6 separate regions of the Homo sapiens genome follow, and regions 1, 3, 4, 5 and 6 are each linked to region 2. Evidence: chromatin loops called from intact Hi-C (ENCODE). Cell type or tissue: A673. All regions are shown on one strand.

Region 1 (5,000 bases), 690 kb before region 2:
TTCTGGTGGTTGCTGGCAAACCTTGGGATTCCTTGGCATGTAGGTGTATCACTCCAGTCTCCATCTCCATAGCCACATGGCACTCTCCCTGTGTCTGTGTCTCTGTGTTTCTGTTTTCAATTCTTTTGAAAATAATCAATTATCACATTAGAGCCCATTCTAACCCAACATGACCTCATTATTACTTAAAATTAGTTATATCAGCAAAGACTAAATTTCCAAATATGACCACATTCTGTGGTTTTTGGTTTCTGAGAGACACTATTGAACTCAGTATATCATTCTCCCCATGAGTTTTATAACATTTTATTATTAAAAGAGAAATTATAATACTATCCTATACTCAAGACAATGTTATTTAAAAGTAGTAAAAGTACAGGAAACTGAAGGGAGGTAAGTTTTCTACACTGCACTCCAAGTGCTAAATGTTATAAAGAAGTACTTTTTGAAACCCTCTCTGTTTGGAATATATACGTATTTGTATATATTTGAGATGGTTTTGATCATTAACTCAATATTCTTAACAGATATATGTCATTTTAGATTCTATGTTTGTTCTTTAATTTTGTAGAGTCGAGTTTTTCAAGAAATATGTCAATTTCATCCAAGTACTCAAAGTTATTATAAAGTTTTCTTTTAACCTTTTAATATCTGAATGATCAATTTTTGATATCCTGGTTTTTATTTCTTATTTTGGTAATTTTCTCTTTAAAATATTTCTTTATTAATCTCACTATATGTTTATCATCTTTATTAAACCTTCAACAGAACTACGTTACTTTGCTTTATTTTTGTTTTTGTTACTCTTGTCTTTTATTTCATTGACTTCTGTTTTTATTTTTATTATTTACTGCCCATTATTTTTAATTTAATTTGTTCTTATTGAGCTTATTGGGTAGGAGCTCCTACAATTGTTTTCAAAATTTATTCCTCTTAAATTATAGGCATTTAAATCTACAATCTTGCTTCTAAGAACTATTTAGGCAGTATCTTATATATTTAAATATTTTGAGTTTTCCTTTTTTTATAATATTTTAAAAATAATTTGGGGATGTTTGCTTTTACCTATGGGCTGCTTAGAAATGTGTCATAGAATTCTCAAATATTGGGGAATTTTCTGTTTCTTGTTTTATTGATTTTGAATTTAATACAGTTTGAGTCAGGCTAAACACTGTATTTTTTTATAATTTGAAATGCATTGAACGTTGTTTTATGGACCGAAATATGTTTTTTTCTGTGTGTATTTCTAAAGCCTGTAGAGTTGTAATTGTTGGACATACCTTTCTGTAAATCTTCATTAGGTCAAGTAGGTTGATAGTGTTGTTATGATCTCCTATATGCATGCTGTATTTTTTCTACTTATTCTATTAATTACTGACAGAAGAAATGTTAAGTCCTCAAATTTTAGAATTTGTCTGTTAGTTTTGTTTCATGCATTTTTCAAGTTCTGTTTTTAGGTGTATACATATTTAGAAAATAATGTCTTTCTAATGAATTGTTCCTTTATTATTATGATGAAATGTCTTTATTTCTTGACTCATTCTTTTTTTATAAAGTCTACTTGTATCGTAATAAGATAGTCACTAGGATTTTTATGCTTATTATTTTACTTCTAACCTAATGGTGTCTCTCATTTTAATACGTATGATTTGGGCATTGTTTCTACTCTAAACTCTTAGCATTTCCATGGTCTCTGACTTGATGACCTGAGATTGAGAGATGATTAACGATCTCTTTCCCTTTTACCTGAGCTAGACCTCTGATGTCCCTGTAGCACTGTCTGACCTCTCTTATTTCTGTTGCTTTGTTCTACATTTGGCTGAAACTGCTCCACTGTAAGCTTCATGCGCTCTTGCTCCGCACATTCTGTCAAGCCGTTCATCACAGGAAGCCCTCATAAAGATTTCTGCCTCCTCCTTACCAACCGTTTGACACTACCTCCTTTCCAGTGTCTTGCCCTGTAGATCCAAGATTGCTGATCTGAACTCTGATTTTTGCTCTTGGGTCCAGTAGTAACACCATGCCCTGCTAAGAATGCAGCTTGCTCTGCCACTTTTAAGGATACTTTCACCAGGAGCCAGGGTGATTTTGAGGTTTGCCTTCCGATTTTCCCTTCCCTCAGTGATCAGTCTTTTGTTGCCTCTTTTCTTTTGACTAATAACATTAGTCTCAAATACCCCGTCTAGCTTTAAAGTTGTTTATTGTGGGATGGCAAATTCAGTACCAGTTATTCTATCATATAATCAGAACCCCCTATTTTTTGTTATTGTTTCCTTTCATCTTTCATCTTTTCAACTTTATATTGCTTGTGGGAAACTAGCTTTGACTCTGTCACTTAGTAAATTCTGTGACATACTAATATCCTCCAGGGGGAGCCAAAACATTAGCGTGCAGGTATAATGCACCTGGATCTCTGAGGTTCCACTGACCATGAAGGTATTTCAGATGAAATCTTAGTAAGAAATGCCTTGATTTTTTTTTTTAATCGCAGCAGATACCTCTGTTTTAATTAGGACACACACTAGTTAAAGGAAAATTTCCTCACAAAGATGGTCATCAGATCAAAGTCATATCTGTGAAGATGATCTATAGCTTCAGTGGAGATTCAAGGCCTCAGGGCTTTAGACGGAATGTTGAGTCTTTGAAGATAAATAATGTCAAATCCATTATTTGATAAGGTCTTGCAATCAAACTGTGGCAGTGATTTTAATGGTTTCATTTGAATGTTTGCTGTAATAAAAGGATAAGAATGTTACAAATATGGTGAGTGTGTAGGGCGGGTTCTTTAACTTCAGAGAGTTTGCTCATAATCCTTTTTGGCTTTAATTTATTTTCATTGACTGAATTTCCCTTTGAATTTTTAAAACTCCAAGCCACTTTGCATATTCTCTTTTTAACTCTGACCTTTCCATTTATTTATATATTTATATGCTTGTTGCTCTGTTTCAGTTTTTTTTTAGTTCTTAATCTCACTGCCAAACACTGGCCCTTGAGTTCTGTTTATTATAGTTGAATTTAATTGTGACTTGATGTAAAATTACAAATGGGTAACAAATTGTGAATTTGTGATAAAAATGGAAAGCTATTCAAAGGAAGAGTCACCTATTTGGTTTCCTAGAGTCATCTCCCAGTTGGCCTCTCAAATGCTAATTTCACTTTCTTTTAATCTATCCTCCATATTTTGCCCATGTGTTCTTTCTAAATACAATTCTATTTTGGTTTCTCTTTGCATCAAATATACCAGCAACTGACCATGACATAAAATTCAAAGATAAATTTATTAGTGAGGCAAGATGGAGGTCATGCATATCCATTAAACTCATCACTAACCCTCTCTTCTCTGCACACTCTGTGTTCCAGGCATTCTATGAAGTATGTTAAACTCTCCAGTGATATGTTTTCTCTTAATGTCAAGTCTTTATTAATTCTGTTCCTCAGCCTAAAATTTCACCTCCAAACACATCCATCTGTAAAGTGCTTGCTTCTTTTATCTTTTTTTCAAGTGTTGCATTTTCTTTTTAAGAATTTATTGACACCCTTTCCTCCCTCAAGCAGGTCCTTCCTTCTCTTTCATGGTTTTCAACTTCATTCTCTAGGTATTTCTACTGTAATAAAGTGTTGAAATTGTCTAATTTATGTCTATATTTCCCTATATAGTTTGTGGTTCTTACCTTCTTATGGACTGAGTCCCACATTATTCTAAAATTCTCAATGTCTACAACTTTATTTATATTTGTCCCCAACATCATTCAAAGTAAACTCACACATAGCAAAAGACTTTGAACTGATAAATAAATAAGTGTGTAAATAAATAAATAAAAGGTGGAAAGAGCCCTGTTTTTTACATAAACACGCCAACTGAGGTCAAGTACAATATGGAAGTTCTTTTTAGCCTACTAAAAATAAATCGAAACTCAAACAGAATATGTCATTTTTTTAAACCTTGACTTTTTTTTCCTGGCTATAGTAAAAATGTGGGAGAAATATAGTTATATGATGAGAAAGCAATTGTAATAACCCTGGAATATGATTTCCTAGCCAGGTCGGAAGCTGAGCAGAGACATGGCTCCACTAGAGTAAGTGTTCTGCAGAGAGACGACACCTCTGGCTGATCTGTGTGTTCCTGCCACGCAAAGCTGCTCTCTAGGCCCTCTGTGAATAGACATGATACTCACTATGCATATTTCCTAGATATGTTCCTGAGCCTAGGAATTCCTTGATATATTTTCTGGTTTCTTGGAAAAAAATAGGTGTTACCTAGGACCTCTCGGCTTATGCTAGAGATAGCAACATAGGATGGGAACAGAGCCTGCTCTCTTTGTTGAGGTATTCTCACTCCTACTAGTCCAAACATACTCTTTTTAGCTGGTGAATTAGTACATTTCCACACTGCTATAAAGACATACCCGAGACTGAATAATTTATAAAGAAAAGAGGTTTAATTGACTCACAGCTGGGGAAGACTCAGGAAACTTACAATCATGGCAGAAGGGGAAGCAGGCACATCTTACATGGCAGCATGCAAGAGAGGAGAGTGAAGGAGGAATTTCCACACACTTATAAAACCATCAGATCTCATGAGAGCTCACTCACTATCATGAGAACAGCATGAGGAAAACCAACACCATGATTCAACCACCTCCCTTCCTCCACACACGGGGATTATAATTCGAGATGAGATTTGGGTGGGGATACAGAGCCAAACTATATCTGTTGTGATCTCAGTGAAACTGCATAAAGAACAACTATGTCCAACATAAGGCTGTAGAATAATAAGGAAAAGCATGCACTGTGCTACATCCCTTCTTGATTTATCCCCAATAAATTTTATCTAGTATCATGAGGCATTAGTAGTGTGTTTCAGTAACTCCCTTAGATGATACTAGAAACCCAAGATAAGCTGTGTTTTACTCATCCTGGTACCCTGTTTCATTTTTAATTTTGCTTTTTGGAGATAATTCTAGTGAGCCATCTCATCACCTAGGGATAATGACAGGTGA
Region 2 (5,000 bases):
TATAAAAGTAGGCACTATAAATGTACAAGATGGAATTAAAATACCCTTAGCTGCAATTTGCTTATTACTAAATATCTACTTGAATTGAAAAAGAATCTACTGAACAATTTATTCATCATTCATTTAAATTCTCAGCACGGTAACAGCAATAATGACCTGTTGGTCAGGCATTTCTCGTAAGGTAATGATCATATGGATCAAGAGTCCTCTACTCTGCTTAAAAGCTCCCTCTGCTCCAGACACTCATTAACTCAGAGGAAAAGCTTGGGTTAAGAGGTCATTAATGCCGGGAAAACAATCGCATGTATGATTCACACCACGGATAATGTGCAAATGAGAAAAGTCCTCACTAAATAAAGTTATTATAAAATTGAAAATCAGCATTTTTTATTCTCTGAGCACTTTAACACAGAAAATGTTTATTTGGAAATAAATCGATACTTCAACACTCTCTTAAGAAAAGAGTTTATACACATTCTAAGTTAATTTAAATTCTTTCCTATGCATATTTCCATTTAATTAAAATGTAAGTGTATATTTAATATATATTCTTACAAGGAGTCTTACTGATCCTGTCTTTAAACTAAGCAAGATGCATCTATTATGTGCTCACATAGTGTCTTGTATATTTCCTAGCATTGTACATATGTATCCATTTATTTACTACTTTTTTTTTTATAGACTTAAAGTTCATGAGTGAAGGGTTCCTATTTTACTCCTGCATTAACTAGAGTACTTCCAGGGCAAGGTGCTGCTCTAGTGCATTGTAGATTGTTAATGAATGGACAGATAAAATAGTGCAGAAATATCCCTCACACATTTCACCTAAGTGGCAATCCAATATTAATAAATTTTCCTTACACTAATACTAGTAAAATCTCTGTGAGTATTTTAAATACACTCTTTGTCACTGGAGTATATGACAATTGAGCACTTGTAAATGTAAAAATTATGAACTTTTATACGCTCTTAAATAGAGTACTGTATATACCTACTGATAAACGGACTCTCCATCACACATGACATAAAAATTATAACTTCTTTCAAAAGTTAGGTATTTCTATTGATAATGGTATATAATATTATCACCAGATTTCACTCTATTACTTCTATTCTAAGACCAAACAAAAATGGTAATTTTTATTGATATTCTTAGATAGCAAAGAGAAACTATATTATGACCCAAATTACTACTTTCGTGGGGAAACACGTTATTGAATTTCAGCATTTTTAGACATTGCTGACATACAACTTATTGTGTTTTACATGTTATTTGTATCTATAGTGGGTGATGCCAAAACATCGTTTGTACTCACAATATACCTTAAAACAAGTTTTGAAATTTAAGTGCATTCAGTACCATTTTCCAGACAGCAATAAATATTTAATATGATCATTTTTATCTAAACAATATAAATTTTGTAGTATCTTATTAGCTGATCATTTCAATAATTAATTTGATTAAAATGTCTATATGAAGAGAAAATGGCATGTCAAATTAAAAATACTCTATTGCTTCTAAGGAGTTAAGAAACATATATTTTTGACTATTAAAATAAAAAAATGAAATCATATTCTATGAGAGGTCATCAGTAAGGGAACTCCAGTTTAAATGACATAAACTGAGAAAAATGTAAAAGTTGGAGCTTTATGGGAAACAGAAGAATGGTTGAACATCTTTTTAATGCTGCTAGCAGTAGGATGTTTCCAAGGCAAAAAAGTCAAATTTCATCCTGATTGTGAAGAATGTGTCTTGGAGAGGGAGGTAGAACTAAAAGCAAAACAAAACAAAGAAAGAAGAACTTGCCAATTTTGTATCAATCTTCTTTCTCCTGCCAAGTAGAAAATAAAAACTTAATACAGAAGGAAGTCACAGAAAAAAACCCAAAACTACCTCTCAAACATAACAGAATTTTTTTAAAAAATAGAAAGTGCAAAATCAGAAAATTAGTTAACATTTCAGGAAAAGCAACTAAGTTCTTCTATCTTAAAGGAAAAGTAGAAATATAGAAATTTTCTGCAAAATTCCCAGAATTTTAAGACTATGGAAGTTTTCAGGTCTTCAAGAACCAACATTTGGAAACCATTTTGTAATTAAATATGTCAAAAGACTGGAATTTTTTTAAGTCTGGGTCAAATACAGCACAAGGGTGAGTTGCTCCTACAGTTTATGACACTGATAGAAAGGATGGCATATAAAACTAAAGCAATGTTGGGATTCCACCAGAAAATAATTTTAAAAGCTAAAATATTTTGAAAACTTTTTCTTAATAATGTCTACACATAAAAATCATGCATGAAATATACGTTTACATATCTAGCAAAAATTAGTCCTATTAATGGATGTTATTTTTCCCATAACAAGTTAAATTTTCCTAAGATCATTGGCTGTATTTTTAAATACTCTAAATCCTATTTACCAGAAGAGAAGCAAACTGCCCTTCTGATGCCAAAGACATGACTGCCATCAAGTGGCAACTCAAGCAATATTCAAACACAGCTGTACAACTGAAACTCAAAAATGATTATTAACTGATTCCTCTAAAACCTAAAAAATATTTAATTCAATGTTTTTATAAATAGGATTGTTAATATTAATGTAACAAGTTAATATATTTGCTTTTCACAAGTCAGTAATCTGTTTTTTATTGGTAATTTATATATGAATGTGTATCCATTTATGTGTTGTTCAAAAATTATGTACATTTTCTTCATATAATTTGAGTATAAGAAAAATGCAAACATGCATAACTGGTAAAAATTTAAGTAACTCTAGCATTACTTGGGTGACAGGAATCTACAGCCCTCAACCATCAGAAAGCTCCTTCTGATCCTCTCTATGAGTCAAGTATCATCAGAGTTCACCCTTCCTGCAAGATAACTGGGGAGAAAGGATTTAAAATTATCTTTAAGAGTGAGGTGGAATGTGAAGGGGTGGTTCTGAGTTAGGAGCTAAAAAACTGACACGACTGAGGAAAATGTATTACAATTAAGAAAGCTGGTTTTTATAATGGTAAAATATCAAGAAAAGCCATTGTATTGAGCATATGCTGTTTATGTAGGCAGAAAACATACAAAATGAATGTAAAATAATTATGTAAAGAGGTAATTATATACACAAATATGGTTTTACATTTAAAGAGATATTCATCAGTTGTTTGGAAATCTTAGACCTCAATAGATGAGAAAATGACACATTAAGGTAACATGTGTTTGGTTGGAAACAGTATGACCTACATAATATCCATAAATAATATCTCATTATGAGTTCCCCTCAAATCAAATTATTCTGTATAATATTTACTCCGATGGAAATTTTTACAAGGTTTTAGAACCAAGATATATTAAATAAACTCTCCTATATTTTGCCCCTTAAAAATTTCTAACAATTATTAAACTACTAAAACTGTCCTTGAAACATAGTTTAATACATAGAGTCATTAGCAATTGTCCATAATAATATGCATTAATTCTATAGTATAAAATTATACTTATAATAAGCCAAGTCTTTTGGCAGTTATATTTAATTTTATATTCTGTTTCTTTTTCCAAAAGTGAAAGTCTTATACTGTTTTCCCAGGAAGTACATGATAATGATACATATATTCCTGTAAGTTTTTGTCAGAACTTTGCTCATTAAATTATAAAAGGGATAACTGCCATATAAATCCCAGAGAAGTTCAATTTATTAGGTAATATTTTGGATGTTCCAAGCACATCTCTCTTTTATGAAAAATTCTGCTAAATTTACTGCTCCCTCATCTACTAAATCAGCTCTATAGCTTCAAGAGTTAGGCAACTAGGTACTTTTGGCATTGTACTTTCAAATTTTCTTACTGAAAATCAATATATCACTTCTAGGGTTTTAGCAATAATTAATTCTCAATCACTCATCTTGCCAGAAATTGCTTGTTAATTTTGCAAATTTTTAAATTTTCAAAATTTCACATCCAGCACACACTGGAGTAATGTCCTCGGAAATACGTTATAATTTCCCAAATTGTGTCTACATATCTCTCATTATCTCTTTCTATAATAAAATATTCCAGTCACCTACAACTACAGGGAGAAGGTAGGAGAGCATACTCTGTCCATGGTTCTGAACTCCATAGGTATTACCAGAAGTGTTGTTAATGAACCAAGACCTAAGTATATTTTATGCAATATTTTTGTGATTAAATTATAAGCCCTTAAACGGAATACTCATGAAAGTGTGGTTTTCCCATTTTCTGGTCCTAACATCACCTGAGAACATTTTGGAGGGCAACATGATTCAATTTTGACACAATGCTTAAAAACAGATTATGGCTAAGCACCCTACTGACAGCAAAACAATTTACAAATATGAATGAGACAGACTTGATATTTTTCATCGTGATGAGATGAGAGTGGGAAAGAGAGAGGATAGAGAGGAAAGAAGAAACATCACAGAATAATATTTCTACTTATAGGATGAAAGCATATGGTGATCGAAAAAGAGTGCTTTAGTATCTTTGGGCCTCAGGCTTGGAATACATGGTCCAGTAAAATCACATAATGGAAACAAAATAAATATTTTGGGAATAGACAGCGTGGCCAATTTTTATCTTTTTATACAGGACATTAAAATCAAACAAATCCGAAATCACCTTTTATCATCATAATCTCAAAAAAAAGTGAGACAATGATTTTTAAAAAACTTAAAAGAAGAATATGGATGAGATGAATATAGAAAAATGATTGCTTCTTTCCATTTTTAATACATTATAGAGTAATTAAAAATAAATAAAAATTAAATATTTTCTGTATTTTTTTTCTTTTTGCAAACAAATGGCATTTCAGGACTACTGACAGAGAGTAATCATCCAAATCAGGCATGTCATGAATATGAGAATTTAGACAAAGTCCATAAAATTTATATGCCTAAGATTACTCATTGTTAAAATGAGAATAATAATAACTACCTCTTACTTGTGTGTTTCTCTCAAATAAATATAAATCTGTTAGAACAGTTCTTGTGC
Region 3 (5,000 bases), 460 kb before region 2:
CTTTAATTTTTTTTTAAACAAATCTGCCATAAGTCATCTATTCTGTATCTGGATGACCACTGGTTCCAAGTTAAAGGAGTCTAAATTGATAAACTTAGAAAGAATGTTGTGGTTCTATAGCTAAAGCAAGATTTTTCAGGTTAGTATAGAGCTAGACTTTAAGATAAATACAGTAACAGAGAGATGGCAAGTAAGTTGGGAGGGAGTCTGTTCAAATAGTTCAGTGAAACCATAGGAAGCTTTACTCCTTATAATCACTCCCATAGCAACCTGACTGAAAGCTCTCAAAAACAGTGCAATTCCATCGACTTTCTGAGTATTAGTTCTGGGCGAAAATGTGGCTGCACTACCACAATCTCAGAGAATGTGTTCAAGGACAAAGTCACTATTCCAAAATTCGGGATAGTGAGCCAATAGATGGCTGATTTGTCATCTGCTCTACGAGAAATGACAAAAATACAAATGTAAAACTAAAACATGATTTTTTTTAGCAGCCCGCTTAAAGCAAACCATTTCAAAGGATTTTATTCAATAAATACATCCATTTTATGTCAATGAATATGTCCATACATTATAACCGATGCAAGTGAGTTAGAGAAAAACATTTGGGAGGAAAAATTAAGAAGAATATTTCTATATGATTCTTTCACTGGAGCGATACATTTGTAATATATTTTTGGTAAGATCACTTGTTATTTGATTAACAGATGTTTACAATGTCATTAAAGCAGTGACTGTAATTTCACCAGGGTCACACACACAAAAACTTTAAAAATGATGAAAACTTTGGAATTCTCACAAGCAAAGTGTATATATACAAGACATTTTCATGTTTTCCCAAATCTCTTGAATCTCATTCATGGAGCATTAATTGTTATTTTGGAGAATGTTTCTGTAAAAATAGTGAAAAAAGTAATAAATGTAAATTGATCTTATTAAAGATTTAGCTTTTCAAATCTGTCAGAGGAAAAGGTGCTTTATGATTTTTAACTGTCAATCACACCAAAGCATTAGGTAGGTTGTTCTACATATTAGTCATTGAATTTTATCTGTCAAAATGGAAAATACGTGGGTAGTCACTTGAAAGTTCAAGCAAATTTAAATGAATTAAAGGTTCAAATAAGTAATTACTGTCATTGAATAAAAGGTTACTTAGGACTAAATTTGACCACTCCATCTATTTTATAGTCTCCAGTCAAAGTTTAGGTGGCTGTATATCATTGCCACTGTTTTTAAAAAGCTGACATAGGCATTAGTATGATGACATTGAAACTAATTTTACAAGATATTTTGAATGTAACTAAGCATGCGACCTGTGGTCTAAAGATATCCTACTGCTCTTTAATTCTAAGGACAAATCTCTGACAGATTAAGTGCTGTAAATCTTTTACAGATGCTGTCATGAATGCCTTCAAAGGCCACTCAATTTCCCCACAGTTCTGCCAGGAAAGAAAGATCAACTATGGGTACATATACAAGGAAGGAAGCAAGATAATCATTTTTTTTCTAGGAATTGCAACGCTGATTGGAATTCCATAAAATGTTATTAAAATGCTCAAAAATGTAATTAATGACAGTTGAGAATCTCAGTACTAAGCTCTAAAGCTTTGACAGCAAAATATTAAAAATAAGAATAATAATATAAATGTAAAAAACAGAATAAGTACATTACATGATGTCTAAATAATGACATGTAATTAATAAAATAATAATAGTTTGTTGAGCATGTAGTATATGCTGAATATATTTTATTTATAAAGTTTATTTCATCTACAAAAGCTGTACAAGGTTGTGTTCCCATTTTTTTCTTAGGGCCCAAATCAAGTGCGGCAAAATTAAGAGATGAGAGTCAGGCAACTGCAAAGTATCAAGCTCCAGATTCAAAGTCAGGTCTTACTGGTCTCAAAAGTTACATCTTTTTTCAATGAATTGGAGATTTTGTAATCATCTAGATTATAATATCAATGACGTTAACTAGATAAATAACCTGGTTGGTATTTATATCAATTAACCTTTGCTACGTCACAATGTGCCCCGCAATTTCCCTCAAAAAATTAGTAGCACGTAACAAAACAACAAGATTTTCTTTGACTGTTACTTGGCTAGGTGGTTTGTTTGTTTGATCGGGGTTGGGTGGTCTTGGATGTTTTCCCTCCAGGGTCCAGCTGGAACTAAGACACTCAGGCACTTTCTCTGAGTGGTCTCTCATCTTTTAAAATATTATCCCCGACCTGTTCATACAATGACAAAAAAGCATCTCAGAGAGAAGAGTGGGGCAAGTCTCACTGGGTGAGCACTTTTCAAGGCGTGGGTTACTTCATCTCTTCTTCCATGAACCAAAACAAGTCACGTGGCAAATTCTTTCCACAATACAATGCTCTGATAGAAATGGACTCAATTCTATGACTATTAAACCAAATGCTTTAAAAAAAAATCAGTGTTAGCCTTACCAAAACAAACAAAACATTTTTTGAATGAACAGAAACTTCCACATATGTGGTAAGTTTTCATACTTAATTAAAACAGAAGCTTTGCTCCTCCCTACCACTCCCTGCCACACCTGCTCCGCTGCAGTCTTCTATGCATCCAGCTGATGGCGACGCGGCCCTTCCAATTCGTTTGGCCCAAACAAGCCTCTTTCTTGACTCTTCTTTTTCCTTTTTCACATATCTCTTTTCTTTTCCAATCCACCAGGAAATTCTGCGGCATTTACATTGCAAATATGCAGAAAATGGCCACTGCTCACCACCTCCATTACTAACATGTTGGTCCTCGACGCTGTCATCTCGTTTGTATTTCTGCAATGGCCTCCTAATTAATTTCCCTAAGTCCACTCTTACAAACCTACACTTAACCCGGTAGTTAGAGTGACTCTGTCAGATCATGTCAAAACCTAATACTGGCTCCATATTTCAGTCAGAGTATAAGCAAATTCCTCACAGTAGCCCACAGTTTCCTACATATATCTGCACACTCTACCATCCTCTTTCCCTCAGTACCTTTTCCTTGAATATCTCATTTCAGGCTTACCAACATCTCAGAGGTTTCGCAAACAGGGAAGGCACACTTCTGCTTTATGAACTTGCAAATATCCTCACAAATCAGTGTTTTTCCTCCTTTTATTTGTTGCTCAAATGACATCTTCCCAATGAGGCCTGTATTGATTCTGATCAATATCTTTATAATTATAAACCATGATACACATCCTTGACTCCCCAAACCTCTATTTCATCTAATGTTTCTATTTTTCATAATATTTATCACATATAAACACATCATATAATTTACTTATTTTGTGTTTGTTGTTCTACAAGAGAAGGAAAGAAACTTTTGTTGTGTTTAGTGGTTTATTTCAAGTACCTAAAAGGTGCTCAAGAAATTTTGAATGAATGAACGATCATAATAATACAGAGGATTAAGATATTTTGATATTTTAGCAGAAAATAACCATATTTGACTATTTAAATTGACCAAAATAACACTGAACAGCAACAAAAATTTACATATATATATGATATACATATTCTCAAGTAAAGGTTCAGTATAGTAAACCAAGCTCTCTCATTTGTGCTCATAAACTTTAATCCTGCCTTTATAGGAAATAATTGAGCATAATCAATATCTCTGATGAGCAATCCATGAGGAATATCATACTTATTTTTTTCTGAAATCCCTGCCATCATTAATATGGAGTCAGATGAAGTGAAGTTACAACTAAGTGTAATGATAAAGCATTTAATATTCCTAGACAAAAAATGAACTTGAACTAATTTTATTGTTCATAACTTTCATTTCCTAACCATTTGTAAGTGACACTTACCAGCACATTACTTGGTAATGACCCTTTACAATTAAAAACAAACACTTTAATTAGCATATTTAAACTTTTTTTCCAAAATATTAATTGCCTAATAATTATGTGGTAGATTTTGACTCCAAGGTACAGAAGGGATTACTACATTCATATTAATTCTATGATTAGTGGTTTGTTGAATATTTTTATAATAATGATCTTGAATTATTTTTAGGGAAATAAGGAATTAAAAATTATCCCTGAACTATTTATAATAAAAATGTTTTATTGAATGCATTAAATCATTTATGTTTTAAAAACTCTACATTTATCCACTCATTCATTTATTTTATTTTTTATATTAAATGTGTAGATAACATACATTCATTTTATGTTCACTTAGCATTTGCCTGGGAAGCCTCAGAATAAAAAGGAGTTATTAAGCAAACTGCTACAATCATGTATGCATTTGGGTTAAAAAATGTGTTACAATGATGCTATCATAAAGAGAAAAATAAGTAGTTGTAGTCTTTTACCAATATGCTATGTAGAACCAAATAACACTGAAAATGGAGAATTTATCTGCATCTTCATTATCTTTCTCTTACACATCCCATTTCTTGTATCTCAACCTAGAATATGACTATTTTCTAGTTATACTCTATGTAGATTAAACATGCTAGCTAAGTTACTACTTCAGACTCTTTTCTCTGGTCTGTTTAAGGAGCCATCTCTAGCAGCATTCTTCTATTCTCTCCTACCCCTCACCAGATACAGACGGTGATCTTAAAACATAGATCCAAATTCATGTGTATATCAAAACATCATTGTGTACACCTTAAATATATGGAATAAAAATAAATTTAAAGATAACATTTTTAAAAAGAAATCTTTATATTTTCAAGTTATTCCCAGACATTGGAGTCTGTCTGTAAACAAACCATTCCCTCTTTGCCAAATCCTAATTATTGATGCAGAGAATGGACAATCATAATGTAATGGTGACTATTTCAAGCCATTAAGTTCCAGGTAGTTTGTTATACCACACTGAATAACTGGAACACCAGGTATGCACCTTAATGACTGATGAGAGTGATTGTGTGACTGAATAATTGATTGTAACCTCTGTTCTATAATCATGATGCATTTAACGAGAAATTCAAAATTTTGGACAGAGCTTTGTTAGATACTTCATCATGAAAAGAGA
Region 4 (5,000 bases), 69 kb after region 2:
GCTGAGATGGCGCCACTGCACTCCAGCCTGGGCGACAGAGCGAGACTCCGTCTCAAAAAATTAAATAAATAAATAATATAAGTCTTGATGACTAAATGCTTAAAGGCGCTCCAGGTTATAATGTACTAAACAGGAAGCTGTATGCCCTAAATGCCAATGTGTTCTTTGTACAAATATGTATTGCCTTGTTTTGGTGCCTGAAAAGCTATTAAGCAGACCTGAAAAATACAATAGGTTTCTCAGGGAATAAAGCAATAGGCATCACAGCGGGGGTCCCAATTCCCTTAGAGAATGGCCCCATCATTAAACAGGAAAGGTTATGGGGAGCTCTCATAGCATAGTCAAATTAAATTATAGCAATCTTAGCACAAGCCTGTGACCAAGGCACAAAGACTGCTTTGACCCCAAATGACTTATAACCCAGAGATAATGAATTGTAATGACTTATAACAATATCCTGAATATGTACAAGGGCCAATTCATTTGGGAAGGCAGGGAAAATACACCTGTAATTTTTACTGATTTGTTCTGTGATTAAATATAAATGTGATTAAAATATAAATGTTATAATAAATATAAATGCTCAGGAAAATATGATAGTTTTATTGTAAGAGAGTGTATGCCAAGGGCCAGATGGGTGGAATAGGTAAAAAATGAGCAGGCCTCGGTTACCCCAACTCTGCACATTCCAAAGAAAGAATTGGTTGACTTTTCAGAGACAACCTATTCCTTAGAATATTCTCCCTGGTAAGAGTATGCGTGGTTATGTATGCTTGAGGCCCTGGGCCACACTGTATTTATGTTGGCCACCAGTACTTGCATGCCTGAGGCCTTTGGTCAGAGTAGCAGTTGGATAAACCATGTGATTTAATGTGAACATCTGTTTTTGCTCTGGAAGGAGGCTGGAGTGAGTAGCTCAATCAGTCTAGAGGGTGCTAAATGCTTAGGTAAGGGACTCTGATAAAACTTCTGGACACCCAAGCTCAGAGGAACTACTCTAGTGGACAGCACTTTGCATGTGCTGTCATTCATCATTTAGGGGAAAATTAAGTGTGTCCTAGTGTCATTACACTGGAAAGAGACACTAAGAAATGTATGTCTGGCTTCTATTTGCCCCATCTGCCATTTCCCTTTGCCCTTTTGATCTGTATCTTTTCCCTGAATGAACAGTATCCATAAATACCACAGGCTTTCTGAGTCCTCTGAGTTTTTCTAGTGAATTGCCAAAACCAAGGATTGTTTTGGAGTAAAACAAAACTCAAACAAGGCTGTTATGAGAATTAAATACAACAGTGCATTTAAGATAGTGCCTGGTATATGATACAAATTCAATCAATTTTTGTAGTTATAGTTACCTTAAGCCCTTACATGTTGCATGTATAAAACTAACACAATTGATAGTCACTCTATTTATTTATCTGTGAACTGTCTTTTCTTCACATGAGAGTAAACCCTACATTGGTAAAGTTTTTATCTGTTTGATTCACTATTTGACCCCTAACACCAGGCATAGAGTAATCACTCAATTAACATTTCTTCAATAAGAAAATCAATTAAAAAATAAATAACAAGCATGGAAGTTGCAATAAATTAACTTAAACTTAACTAAAATTCATAATAGGTTTAAAAAATCTGAAGAAAAGTTAATTTGTAATTGCCTCGTTTGGTTTTATGATGTTTCTAAAATTAGAACCTTGTAGAGAAACAAAAAAGTTGTGAAAACACAGATTTTGACTCATTTGATAACTGCTAACTTCTGTCATCTGACCAAAGGTAGTCCAGTTAGTCTCTCGGGGTTATGTTACTCACTAGAAAGGTCAGGCAATATCAATTCTTCTTTGCAAATATCTTGCAAAGGTAATTCAGTCATTCCTTACATTTAAAATTAGTGGCTTTTCAACTTCTTTGCAAATCTAACATTTTGTTTCAAAAGGTCAAACTTCTATAGTTTTTCCAAAAAAGTATTTGTAATCATCCATGAAATTGTAATACTCTATTTTCAAGATATTTTTCAATGTCAAATAAAAATACAGAAAATTCCATCATAGCAAGACAATTGGAGTGCAAATATTTCAATTCTGTAAGTTACAGTACTGCAAAAATAAGGCTGAGTTTGCCCAGCCAAGGATGATCAGGGATGCTACTGCAGCCATCTAGTTTTAATTGAATTTAGTGCCACCTGGTGGCAGCTGTCCAGTCTTGCTAAATATAAATAGATTTTTTTTCTAGGTCCTGGGATGTTGGTTGAGACTTCCAAGTACACTTGCAGTGATTCCAGGAATCGTTATTAATTCTCATCCATTGCATTGGTCTAATCCAGACAGACTGGGCCAGGAGAAAACTGGGGCCATCAGAACCCAAACTGGTCCCACTGTACTAATTATTAGCTAGAACACAAGACTCTGGGAGTAAAAAAATAGCATTGTATTTCAGTCCCACCTTACTAAATGTGAAACTTTTGTATTTACTTAAGTTTTTCTCACTTCAATTTGTTTATCTGAAAAATAGCAGTGATGATGGTGATTTCTCTTTTAACATTTTAGTAATGATTACATAGATAACACATGTAAATTCTGAGAACGGTTCCTGACACTCAGCAAACAAATAGAAACAAAAGTACAAACAAGAAACTATTATTATCATGTCATGTTGGTAACTGTACAGAAAACTACTCTTAAAAGATCTAATTCATTAATGCTTAATTCATGTACGTTATATCAAGCAACACAGGCATAGCAAAGACAAACTGTGGCAATTCAATGTTTTGAATCTAACAATAAATAATAACCTCAGCAAAAAAAAATAAAGCAAACGAAAATGTTTTCAAGAGGGAAGAGTGCTGATTAATTAAAACATATTTAGCAAAGCAGAGAAGAAGGCCAGACAAACTAGCTGTACTCTGGATAATACTGGAGCTTTTCATCTCTCTTCTACCTTCCTACATCCCTCTAGAGCCTCCCTTCTTTCAGTAAACTGCCTTTGAAGTACCTCAACCTGCTCTCTCCTACAGGTAATCACCGACCTCTATTTTGGCTGTCAACACTGAATGTAATGCATTTATCTTTATTTTTACTGCACTGTAAGCTTCTTCAGTGGAATTGCTGAATGTATTTCCTTAGTCTGTATTCCTGACATCATTAATTCAATGCTGTACACCAAGGACAGAAATACATGATTATATGAACATCTCTTTTTGCTTCAACATTAGTATTTAGAAAAGGGGATGAAAGAATATGCTAATTGGACTCTTCATTATTTTAAGCACAAGGACTGAGTAAGCAATTGGGACTTCCCTTTTTTTATTTATTCATAAAAGCAGTTTTATCTCCTCACAGGAACTGCCAAATTTCTTCTAAGTGGCAAACTTAAACTACTGTTCATGATATCTTTTGACAGATAAAACATCAATCCGGTTTCTTCACCAATAACGGATATATTTCGGATCAGTGCTGATGTTGGCAACTTTTAGAAATAACGATGACTTGTTTCCTAAGGTTTTGGGTAATCTGACAGGTTTTTTTTACAGGTCTTTGTCTGAACCATGATACATGCCAATCATCACCAAGAACTTCTTTTTCTTTTCCATGGCTGCAATCATTTAAGTACATATGTCAAACATAAGACTGGAATATAGTAATGCACACTTTGGACTTTTTCACTAAATGTGTGGAGACAAATTGTACGAACTTGAGAGGACCTTTCTTTTTCATACAGAATTTCTGCTGATCCAAATATACTCCATTCTCTTAACAGCCCACAGTCATATGTAAATTGTGATATATATTTTATGCTAGTAATTTGCTAAACTGGTATTTAAACAAAGTTTTAAGCACAACTGCTCATGAAAATTTACAACCTGGTGAATCAGCAAACATTCATCTTTATGTTTTATGTATATTTTTCAAACTCATGACCCATTTTATTTTTGTATTTAATAGGAAAAATATTTTTCTTAACTTGCCGGTAGAGTTGTCATTCATTCTATAAAGTGGTTTTGAAATCATATCTTAGAACTTATTTTGTGAAAATATAATTACACTTCAAGTGTGTTACAGATAAATATCTGTGTGAAGTAAATCCTTCCCTGAATTTGTTTCTGTAACTGGATGTGGCAAAATAAAGTTTTCTTTAAGTACTATGAGGTGAATTAAATATGGGAATATCAACAAAGTAATAAGTATCTCTAAATACATTATCAAATGGTTCAGTGACACACACAATAAGATCCTAGTATAGAATCCCTTTTGTCAAAAATCCTCATTTCTGAAAGCTATAATGCAGAGAGTGAATAAGAAACAAATATGAAATGAAATATTTTTAACTATTTTACAATCCATTATATCGTTGAAAGAAATTATTCCAAAATTACCTAAACTGTACCCAATAACCTACTTCTTGTCCTCATAGACATGACTACTGCAACATCTCTGCTCATTTAGCCTTCCCCTGGCCCGACTGCGTTAATTATCAATTACGTACTAAGTGCACCTTCAGCTCCCTAGCTCTTCTAATTACTCTATGGAGTTTGCATATATATTGGTCCTTCCAGTAACACTAATAGATATATATACATATATGGATATATCACATGTATATGTCACTAATAGGACAGACACAGGATATTGCATAAATATTTTTAAATACACACATATATATCCTATACATGTTATCTTGCTCTCTCTCTCTCTCTCTCTCACATACACACACACACACACACAAATGAGAGCACTGCAATCCCTCACATTTCTCAACAATTCTCAATTATGAGATTGTTGTTAAGTCCAGCTTCAGTGGGCTATCATCTGAAATAATCGTTTTGGCAATCTAGGTGTGAATATATTAAAAAACAACCCTACCACACAATTGCTTAATCTGAAATCTGGCATATAGTAAACAGTTCGTGTTTATTGAACAAATACATGAAATAATAAATAAATAAAATAAATAAATAAATAAAATGCACCAAATGCCTTACAGACATTGTATTTCTAACTTAGTCC
Region 5 (5,000 bases), 1.6 Mb before region 2:
ACCCTTCTCTCTTTACAGTACCTGAAGCCTGGAAAACCTTTTTTCTCTGATGCTTGCCTGCTTTCCCTTTGTCTAGATGCTTGTTCTCTGGATATTTCATGATTGTCTCTTTCCCCAAATCCAAGGCTTTCCATTTTTATTTTCTCCTCTTCTTATGTGTGACTCTGTGTTCCAAATAAAATTAATTTCAGGAGAACAAAGACTGTGCCAGTTTGATCCAACTTTTCATTGTAGCACCCCCACCTCCTAGCACACTGGATTACCCTTAGAATATGCTCTCTATGTGTTTGGTGAATTGATATATAAATGAATCAATGTGTCTTTGATGTCTCCTTTTCTTATGCTATCATTCTGGCACTGATAAAAAGCTGTACAGACAGTTCCTGACTTACAATGGTTTCACTTATAATTTTCTACTTTACGATGGTGTGAAAGTGAAAAGCCATACTTTGAATTTTGAATTTTGATTTTTTCCAAAGCTAGTGCTATGTGATACAGTCTCAGGATGCTGGGCAGATACAGCTCCTCATCAGTTATGCCATCATAAGGGTAAACTGATACTCTCCAGTGTACTGTCTACTATGTTGCCAGATGATTTTGGCCAATAATACACTAATATAAGTGTTGTGAGCATGTTTAAGGTAGGCGAGGCTGAGCTATTTTCAGTAGGTTAGGTGTATTGTATGCATTTTTGACTAAACAATATTTTCAACTTATGATGGGTTTATTGGAAAATAACCCCCATTGCAAGTCAAAAAGTTCTGTACTTGCTATAGAGAATGATTATGCTGGGTGCAGTGACTCATGCCTGTAATCCTGGTGCTTTGGGAGGCTAAGGCAGGAGGATTACTTGAGCCCAGAATGTCTAGGCTGCAGTGAGCCATGATGGCACCACCGCGCTCCACAATGAATTTTGTATTGCAGCTATTTTGTAGCAGAATATTGATTTTTGATAATGTAGTTTTTGTATAATTGTTTTAATCAAAAAACCTCATCATCTCGTGTCCACTATTAAAGGATTCATGTTTAATGATTATAAACTGAATGCAGATCATTCCTAATTGATAAAATATAATCTAATTATTTAAACTAATTATTTATTTAAATGATTAGGTCATTCATTTGATACTAGAAAGGATAGTCACTCTACATGTATGGCTCAAACATCTTGAAGATATTCTACAATCACAAAATTATGTCCATTATTATATAATACAAACACAATGAACATGCACACACAAACACACACACACACATACACACACACAGAACCACCCATAGAAGAGAAGTGAAAAAGATCAATAATTTATCAGATAACATAACATAGATATAAAGAGATTCCTTGAAAATATTTTTCTATTTGTTTCTTTTTGTTCTCCTCTTCAGCTTAATGATCTCAAAAAATACTTTCTTTTAAAAGATTAATTGCATTTTTAATATTCAATTTGATTATCCATTATGATTAATGTAGTTAATTTTGAGTTTCCATCATGTGGGTTACATCATGGAAAACATATTAAATTTATTACTTTACTCAAATAGTAGGTAGTCTAAATGAAGTATTCATAAATTGAAAGATCTTTAAATTAGTCACCATATTCTTCACAAGAAAATATTCATTTTCATCTTCACTGCTTTTATGGAAGTTATTATGTTGAAATTTTATTTTCTGAACAGCCATCTATGCTTTGTTATTAAGGGTTTTAATCTTTTAAGGTGAAGGTAATAAAGTATAACGTGGTTAAGAGTAATTTCATGAAAATGAAATAATTTTGATAATTATTTAACTGGTTTAACTGTAAAATATTCAGCCATCAGCCTCCCTTGATCAGCAGGATCTAAGAATACTTGGAGGAGAAAATATTGCCCTTGAGCCACACCATGAACCACTAGGTGGCAGTATACCCTTTCTTATTTAATAAAAATAGTCACCGTTTCCATTTATTCTTTTAAATATTTAGTGGTAAAGAATGATAGTACTTTATTTGCAAAGACAAGTTTAGTACTGTTTTATGTTTGTATTGTTATTTCATTTTTTTGATTTCGGATTTTTCCAATTTTCCATTTTATAAATATAAGAAGCTACAATAATTTCTATTGTTGAGGGTTCTGTTGTCCAGAATACATATCAATAGTGTTTCTTAATTTATAAAGAGAAATTTAAGTATTTTTTATCATCATATATTAAAATATTATTTGTTACAGTCTATATTTTGAATACATAACTTTTATTTTATAGGAAAAATCTCTCCATCCACACACAAAAAATTATGGATATAATTGTTTTGTTGTAAATACTATTATTAATGAGAAGCTATTCTCATTCAATACTTCAGAACTCTCAGGAAAGCCAAGAGGTCAATTAAAAATAATGTGTTCTTTCAAAGGTTATGCCACTGAGTAATTAATTCCTTTTTTCCTCTGTTCCCCGCCCCCCCCAAATAGTCCATTGTAACCCTGTAAGAGCAGATTAACTGCATGTGGTTTTCAATGTTTTCAATGCTTGTGGTAATATTAGCATAAATTTTATATAGGCAGCTGCTTGAAAATGTTACCACTTGTAATTGGTATAGGTTGGTGTAAAAGTAATTGCGGTTTCCACCATATAAACTAATGGCCCAAAGTACAATTAATTTTGCAGCAACATAATAGATGTATCCATCAAATAAGATGATTACTAATTGCTACAAATAAATAGAGAATTGGACCTTCTCATATGCTATCGCTAGGGATCAAAGTTGGCATAAAGGCTATTTTAAAATACTTTGTAAAACAGATAATCATTGACATGGAGACCATAGTTCTAGAAATGTGTTTGAAAATGTATTTATGAAAATGTGCAACAATTAAGCTACAAAGATGTTTATTACAATATTATTCATAATAGTCAAGAATTTGATACTGTCTACACAATAGTATCCAATTTTAGAAATCATTAATGACAACTCATATAATAGGAAACTAAATAAATATATGTTTCTATATTCAGGTGGACATTTACAGAACATTAATTCACATGGCAAAAAACAAATGTTACATTCTTTAGTAAAATGGTAGGTAAAAAATAATATTGGAATCCAGGTCATGTATGTAAGAAAAAACTGATAAGCTATGTGCCTTATTCTGCATATATTTCTACAATTATATTTGTATATATATCATAATCCATGTACTAAGGCAAAATAATCTATATTTCTGCAGCACTGGAGTAGAGAATAGATCCATATTCAAATTCTATATTTAATTTATGTTAAATGCATAAACTTTTACAAGAAATTAATAATATATACAAACTGTACTTTAATGAAAATATTGACAAATACATATTATTCATTATTATGTGAAATGAAAAATATAGGTTTCATGTGTTTCTTTTCATTTCTTAATATAACAAATTTAAACATATAAACAATGAAAATAACAAATACTAGTAGTAGAACACTTCACAAAGCCTTTTCAAGTGAATTAAATTATGTAAACTTATGAGGTATAATTTATATAATAACTGTGATAACTAATCTGGACTCCATGGGCTAGTGAGTAAAAATGGGCTACCCTGGGGCGTGTGTAAAGAAATTCTCCTCCAGATTTTTTAATATAATAAAGTATTTAACAATAATCATACTTGAATGAAAATAGGAGTGCTGAAAGTTCTACAAAAAATCAAATGTATATACATATTAATGTAATTATATATAAAGAAAAATGCATTTCTTTATATTTTCAGTAAGGTCAATGCTGATTTTCATTTTTAATTATTCATAAAATATTAGATTTTAGTCAATATATCATAGAGCAAATCAGAAATCTAAAATACATCAAATTAATCAAATTCCATTAAACTATTAAGTATAGAAATTGTTACTTAGATGTTTATTACTGGGTTATAACTATCATTTCGTATTTTATTTTTTGTTTTTCTTCTATTTCAATCGTTTTTGGGGTATTTTGGTTACATGGATAAGTTCTTTAGTAGTGTTCTCTGAGATTTTGGTGACCTGTCACCAGAGCAGTTTGCATTGTACCCCATATGTAGTCTAATTCCTCATCCCGTTTCCACCCTTCCCCACAAGTCCCCAAAGCCTAGTATATCATTCTTATCCCTTTGCATACTCATAGCTTAGCTCCCACTTATAAGGGAGAACATAAAATATTTTGTTTTCCATTCCTGAGTTACTTCATTTAGAATAACGGCCTCTAACTCCAACCAACTTGCTGCAAAGGCCATTATTTGATTCTGTTTTATGACTGAGTACTATTCTACGGTGTATATATACCACATTCTCTTTATCCACTCATTGGTTGATGGGCATTTAGGTTGTTTCCATATTTTTGCAAGTGCGATTGTGCTGTTATAAGCATGTGTGTACATGTGTCTTTTTCATATAATGACTTCTTTTTCTTTGGTTAGTACCGAGTAGTGGGATTGCTGGATTGAATGGTAGTTCCACGTTTAGTTCTATAAGGAATCTCCACATTGTTTTCCATTATAACTGTCTTCCTCTTAATCATATCACTAAGGAGTTCTTATTGAGCTCCTCTTGACTATAAAGCAAAATTCTAATTATGATTGATTTATTTATTGTATTTGCAATGTAAGTTTTTCTAATTATTTTCAATTTTCTATAGCCTCCCTAGAAGTCACGAACAGAAAGCTATAGCTCAGAGGAGGTGCACAAAAATCTTGAACTTTTGCAGATACAGGAGGAGAGAAAAGCAGGAAGGAACAAAGAAAATAATAATTTCCATTAATACTTATATTAGAATGAATTTTACTTATTATATAAAATTGTATATTAGTTAATCTATATATTATATATGTATATTCACTTATTTCTTCATAATACAAATCATATTTAATAAGATACAGAGGCAGATAATGAAAAAATATATATGTATACATTACGCTTAGATATTAATTAGAGAAAAACCAACACCTTACCAACAATGAGTCTTCTGATTCCTAAACATAGCATATCTCTTCATTTCTCCTGTGTTTT
Region 6 (5,000 bases), 140 kb before region 2:
TTATATTTACATGAAAGTTTAATAGTAAGAAAATTTTTTTCAATGTATATTAATCTAGCTACCCTCTAATCAAGATGGCGGCAATAATAATCTCAGGGGATACTCAAATAATTCTCAAAACATCCTTTTAGAAAACAAGACCTTTCATCCCTGTTTAAATAAGATAAACTAAACTACATAATTTTCTGGTGAGCTTAAGTCTGCACATTTACCTTGGAATAATTAAGCAGAAACATAAACCAATATTTAAACTTATAAAGAAGGAATGCAATGTGATCAAAAGCAACTTGTACTTTGTTAGAAATCAGTCCTTGAAAAATAAAGTACCCAATGTACTTTTTTCGTATTAAAGTTATTAATTCATGGTATTAATAGATTACAAGAGCAAATAATTCAAATTGCAATATACAGTTGTTTGTTTATCCCATTATTTTCTACCCAGCTAAAACCAATAACTAAAAATCTCATGTAATTATGTATTAGCATTTTACATTAATTTGATATTTTATTCATTCTCACTTTGAAATCTGAATACATGCTGCGGTTTAATTTAAACTCCTGTTGATGGTAGACTTCTAATAAAGGAGGAGCTATGTTTTATTCATCTTTGTGTCCATTATCACTCAGCACAAAACCTGAAGCTTAAGGTGGACCTAGTATGGTTTTTAAAACTATTTTCAGTGAGGTTTTACAACATAAACATATATGAATTATAATCTTAATTTCGGTTTTCATTTGTTTCACACAAATACCTATGCTGTCATGCATGGACAATAATTCAGAAATCCCAGGGCATCTCTGGAGAATGTGGATACGCTTGAATAAAAGTATCTTTAAATGCTTGAGTATAAATAGGTCCCAACAGTCTCTTCTTTAAACCCTCTTATCTTATAACTAAGGAAATTGAGGACTCAGGGACACATAACACACTATTAATTAACATATTAGCTAGTCCTATTATTCTAATACTAGCATATCTTGTACGAGCCACTCTGCCTTACTGTGCTTTGGAAATATCCATAGTGTTCATTTCTCATAAACTCCACTTTTCTGAGGACCTGCAACAGACATTTAGTACTAATCCTATGATACAGCAAATGTTTTAAAATATTAATGAAATGCAAAGAATAAAAGTCCTAAATATAGTTTCATTAAGATAATATGTTGCCTAGCAGCCTAGCACTTTTGTAGGACAGTGGAAGAGGCCAGGAGGTCTCATATAAATCATATCTTGGCATGCTTAAGTTTTTTTTTTCTTCATTTAGATTCACATTTAGAAAAATTAAAAAAAATCATAAAGTAAATTTTGGTTTAAATAAACAAATTTTAATTAAAAATATAACAAATGTACTGTAAAAGTGTAAAGTATTTATAATTTGCTAATGATGTTGTTGGTCTGAAAAAGAAATATACTGTAATAATGGAAAAAAGTAGAAAAAATTATTAAGGGAAAAAGGTTAAGTAAGTTATTGGCATCACTTCCTCCTTTGTGTGTTCTCAATATTATCAATGCTTTCCATTTTTATTTTTTTAGAAAGTGTGATGGAAATAAAGTGGCTTTCTTAGAAGCTGCCTAATATCAGCAAATGAAGTCAGTAATTTGTGTCAGAATCAAGTTGCCTTTTATTGTTGACTGCCTTTCATAATCCTTTTTTCTTTTTTTTTCTTTTAGTTACGAAGTTTAGTAAATTCCAACAACTGTATGAATAGTTTTAAAAAGGTTGTTACAGATCCAGGAATTGTATAGTTTAACAAATATATCAGTGGGTGTTTTTTTTTTTGTTTTTGTTTTTGTTTTCTTTTTATCCTATTATGGGAATTTCTTTCCTTTTTATTATTATTATACTTTAAGTTTTAGGGTACATGTGCACAATGTGCAGGTTAGTTACATATGTATACATGTGCCATGCTGGTGTGCTGCACCCAGTAACTCCTCATTTAGCATTAGGTATATCTCCTAATGCTATCCCTCCCCTCTCCCCCAACCCCACAACAGTCCTTTTTTCTTTTAGAAGTTTCTGATTGGTCTTTCCATGAATTTCTTGACAAGCACAGTCTATAAAATGTAAAATAATATGGATAACTTATGTCTATTCTTGAGAAAATATTTTCTTTTTGAAGGCATTCTCGATAAGAGAATGCATCTTGTTTCACAGTTACCATTGCATTCTATCAATATTAATGTACTAGACATGCTCCAATAGAAATATTTTGTCAATAAGAATATCTCATACATTCCACTAAGAACAGCTATGTCCTTTCAAGCATCAGAGACTCTCCAATATTGATGCTTCATAAATATTTATTGAGAATGATGTTAAGTTTCTTCCTTTTTAAATAGCATGTATACCAAATTATTTTTAAATTCCATGCAGTGACCAGAGGGGTTTTGTGAAAGCTTGACTTACATTAGCCCTCCCATTTCCCAAAACTCACGTGGTTATGTACATTTTTAAATTTATTTTAAAAACTATCCTTGTCATGCTCCTTTCTTCCAGACAGAAAATAAACACTATTTTGATAAGACAGCATATTAGTACATTTCACTGCATTTAAAATACTCTTTATAGTTTATGAAAATGTAAAATAGCCTAACAAAACAATTTGAATAAGAAATGTAAACACTACATATTTGAGACATAATCATAAATATTATAAAGAAATAAAAAATCTAAAGTGATATCGACCAATTACTGATAATTAATATTTTTCAGTTGATACTGTGTTTTGAGTTCAATGTTGCAAAAAAAGAAAGACCATTTTCAGGAAAAGCAATATCAAAATGATGAAATATACAGCACTGTGAAATATCCTGTAATTTCCACTAGATGTCTCCAATAACTGACTGAATGATTCCTATATTTCCTCTAAAGCTATGCATTAAGTACTGAAATGTGAACTACATATATATTTTGGTCTTTATTGAAAAATCATATGTTTCAAAGCATGCAAAGTTATTTTAATGAAAATACAAAGGAAAGTAACTTACATTCAATATCAAGGTACATGCTCTTTTGATGCCCTCCAATTCTGCTTGCAGCTTCACAGTCATATCTCCCTGAATCTGACAACTTCACATCTTTAATATGCAGTGATGAGCTTCCATGCTGCCCTTTGACTTCGATACGGCCGTCCAGGCTCTGTTTACATCGATTCAGGAAAAAGAAAGATTTTATGCTTGTGTGTGCAAAATGGTGACCAAACATATAACATTATGTTACTTCCCATGTTTCTCTGGCAAAAAGAAAAAAGAAACTGTTCCTGATGTAGAAAGTATTTCTTGTATAGCTAAGAATAAGTTTTTTTTAAAAAGCACACTTTTTACATTCTCATAGCTTCATGAAGGTTTCCTGTACCCTGGCTGTATAATGATAAAAAGCATTTCAATGACTCCAAACAAAACCCAATCACTCAGCCTGATGTTTAAAGATCTCTCATGTGGTATCACCTTTCTGTCCAAGCACACTTTACAATTTGGATACCGTCAATTCCAATTATTTTGAATTACTTGTACTCTCCACAATATCCTGTGCTTTGAATAAACACTCTTCACAGACGTGTTTTACACTTTTCCCCTTTTTTTCTCTCTATATTTACATGGCAACATCCTACTTTCTATCCTTTAAGTTACTGGCAAAATTTCATATTGTATTAAAAATAGTTCCTGATTGCCTAAATAATTATGACTTATTTGAACTACATAATTTTCTTGGAATAAGTTGCTTTTACTAAAGTCTTGCTGGAACTTCAGATTTCATCCCATAGTGTGATAGTATAGTTGAACAAATGTAAGAAAATATTTATGGTACTTCACGTAAAAGTCACTTAAATTTCTAGGACAGAAACAGTATATTCTAATATTTTTAGAAAGCAAATTATGTTATAGTGAAATTTACATGCAGTTGAGTAAAGAAAATGTACTCCTTCAGCTATTATTTACTATGAGTTAAGCACTTGTACTTAATTAACTTTATTGGAATATAACAACAAAATACATTATTAATAATGCAAAGCAAATTATTCATTTTTATAAAGGAAACGTAATTATTTCACAGTATTGAAAAGTAAATTTTAAAGTTACATGATCTTCGCTTGAAAATAAACATGTTCTCTTGTAATTACCTGTTATACATGACATGGCTTTGACTTGTGAAAAACTATTGGTGTATATAGATGTTATTAGTAAAAATGTTTGCATTTAAAAGTTATTATCAATATACCTGAAATTATTAACATAAATTCTGGAAAAACAGACACTGTGCCCAAGTGTGTGATTCCTAGGAAAGTTAGAAGCCATTCTCAGGTTCATCACTGGCTCTGTAATGATGCACAATATGCATTTGAGTCAAATACTTGCACTAAAAGTCCAAGGTCATTTTCTATTTTCGTTTCTGACATTCTAAAGGACATGTCTCTTTGTGCTACAGAAACGCATTACAAATATCTGAAAGAAAATTCATTTATATCTTGGCTCTGATTCAACACCTACTAAAGATTCATTTAAGACATCTGATATTTGATTGAGACAGGTTAATGAGCATTTTTGCTGTCTATCTAGTATTTCCAGGTTCTATCACTGAATTAAGTAAGATGATTAGAAAACAAAGTGTCTGACTGTACATTATTATTCCATCCTTTACAAAAACGCACTCTCTGAAATTTGATTTGATGTTATGTTCTTTGCCCTTCTAGAAGGTCAGTTTAAGAATTGCTTATTTAAATGGTATTTCAATATTTTTATAATATGGTTATTTTTAGAGTTTATTGTCCTTTCAAAAATCCCTTAATCAAATATCCATGTGATAACCACTTCTTGAGTTTATTTGCAACTAAAAGTTTTTGTTGACAATTTTAATTGTCAAACAATTGAAATTATATAATGTGTCATTATTTATAGGTTATTTTTTGTGGCCTCACCTGACTAGACGTTTATTGTCAAATTTAGAATCCAATTAGAGTTCACAGCACATTTGAGGTGGCCAGTATTCCAAAACTTTCTA

What was found. A loop is a pair of places that touch in the nucleus more often than their neighbours do. Peaks named below come from ENCODE experiments on the same cell type or tissue, not always from the same donor. Only the 100,000 strongest peaks of a DNase experiment are listed, where the experiment ranks them.
Region 1: a loop joins it to region 2, with 6 times the contacts of the local background. A loop is called at or near these places in 8 of 110 quality-filtered maps.
Region 3: it touches region 2 in a loop (8-fold over the local background); 7 of 110 quality-filtered maps call a loop at or near these places.
Region 4: a loop joins it to region 2, with 3.0 times the contacts of the local background. A loop is called at or near these places in 5 of 110 quality-filtered maps.
Region 5: it touches region 2 in a loop (16-fold over the local background); 12 of 110 quality-filtered maps call a loop at or near these places.
Region 6: a loop joins it to region 2, with 3 times the contacts of the local background. A loop is called at or near these places in 6 of 110 quality-filtered maps.

The regions. Positions count from the first base shown.
Region 1 is chr21:21,919,205-21,924,204 of GRCh38, reverse strand. No RefSeq gene overlaps it. Among named protein-coding and RNA genes, the nearest start is that of LINC01425, 170 kb to the right of the region's middle. In A673, a CTCF peak has its summit at 2,357 (motif pointing right); no DNase peak of the experiment used is centred here.
Region 2 is chr21:21,229,966-21,234,965 of GRCh38, reverse strand. All of the region lies in intron 1 of NCAM2 (neural cell adhesion molecule 2), which reads right to left. Among named protein-coding and RNA genes, the nearest start is that of NCAM2, 230 kb to the right of the region's middle. In A673, a CTCF peak has its summit at 2,482 (motif pointing left); a DNase peak (open chromatin) is centred at 2,445; H3K27ac peaks cover 1,443 bases.
Region 3 is chr21:21,686,671-21,691,670 of GRCh38, reverse strand. No RefSeq gene overlaps it. Among named protein-coding and RNA genes, the nearest start is that of LINC00317, 48 kb to the left of the region's middle. In A673, a CTCF peak has its summit at 2,581 (motif pointing right); a DNase peak (open chromatin) is centred at 2,590.
Region 4 is chr21:21,161,280-21,166,279 of GRCh38, reverse strand. All of the region lies in intron 1 of NCAM2 (neural cell adhesion molecule 2), which reads right to left. Among named protein-coding and RNA genes, the nearest start is that of NCAM2, 170 kb to the right of the region's middle. In A673, a CTCF peak has its summit at 2,176 (motif pointing left); a DNase peak (open chromatin) is centred at 2,169; H3K27ac peaks cover 1,373 bases.
Region 5 is chr21:22,789,056-22,794,055 of GRCh38, reverse strand. No RefSeq gene overlaps it. Among named protein-coding and RNA genes, the nearest start is that of MIR6130, 290 kb to the left of the region's middle. In A673, a CTCF peak has its summit at 1,902 (motif pointing right); DNase peaks (open chromatin) are centred at 1,895 and 2,455; H3K27ac peaks cover 832 bases.
Region 6 is chr21:21,372,003-21,377,002 of GRCh38, reverse strand. It overlaps NCAM2 (neural cell adhesion molecule 2), which reads right to left. Exons shown (of 18, transcript NM_004540.5): 9 at 2,990-3,140. Among named protein-coding and RNA genes, the nearest start is that of LINC00317, 360 kb to the left of the region's middle. In A673, CTCF peaks have their summits at 2,612 and 2,813 (motif pointing right); no DNase peak of the experiment used is centred here.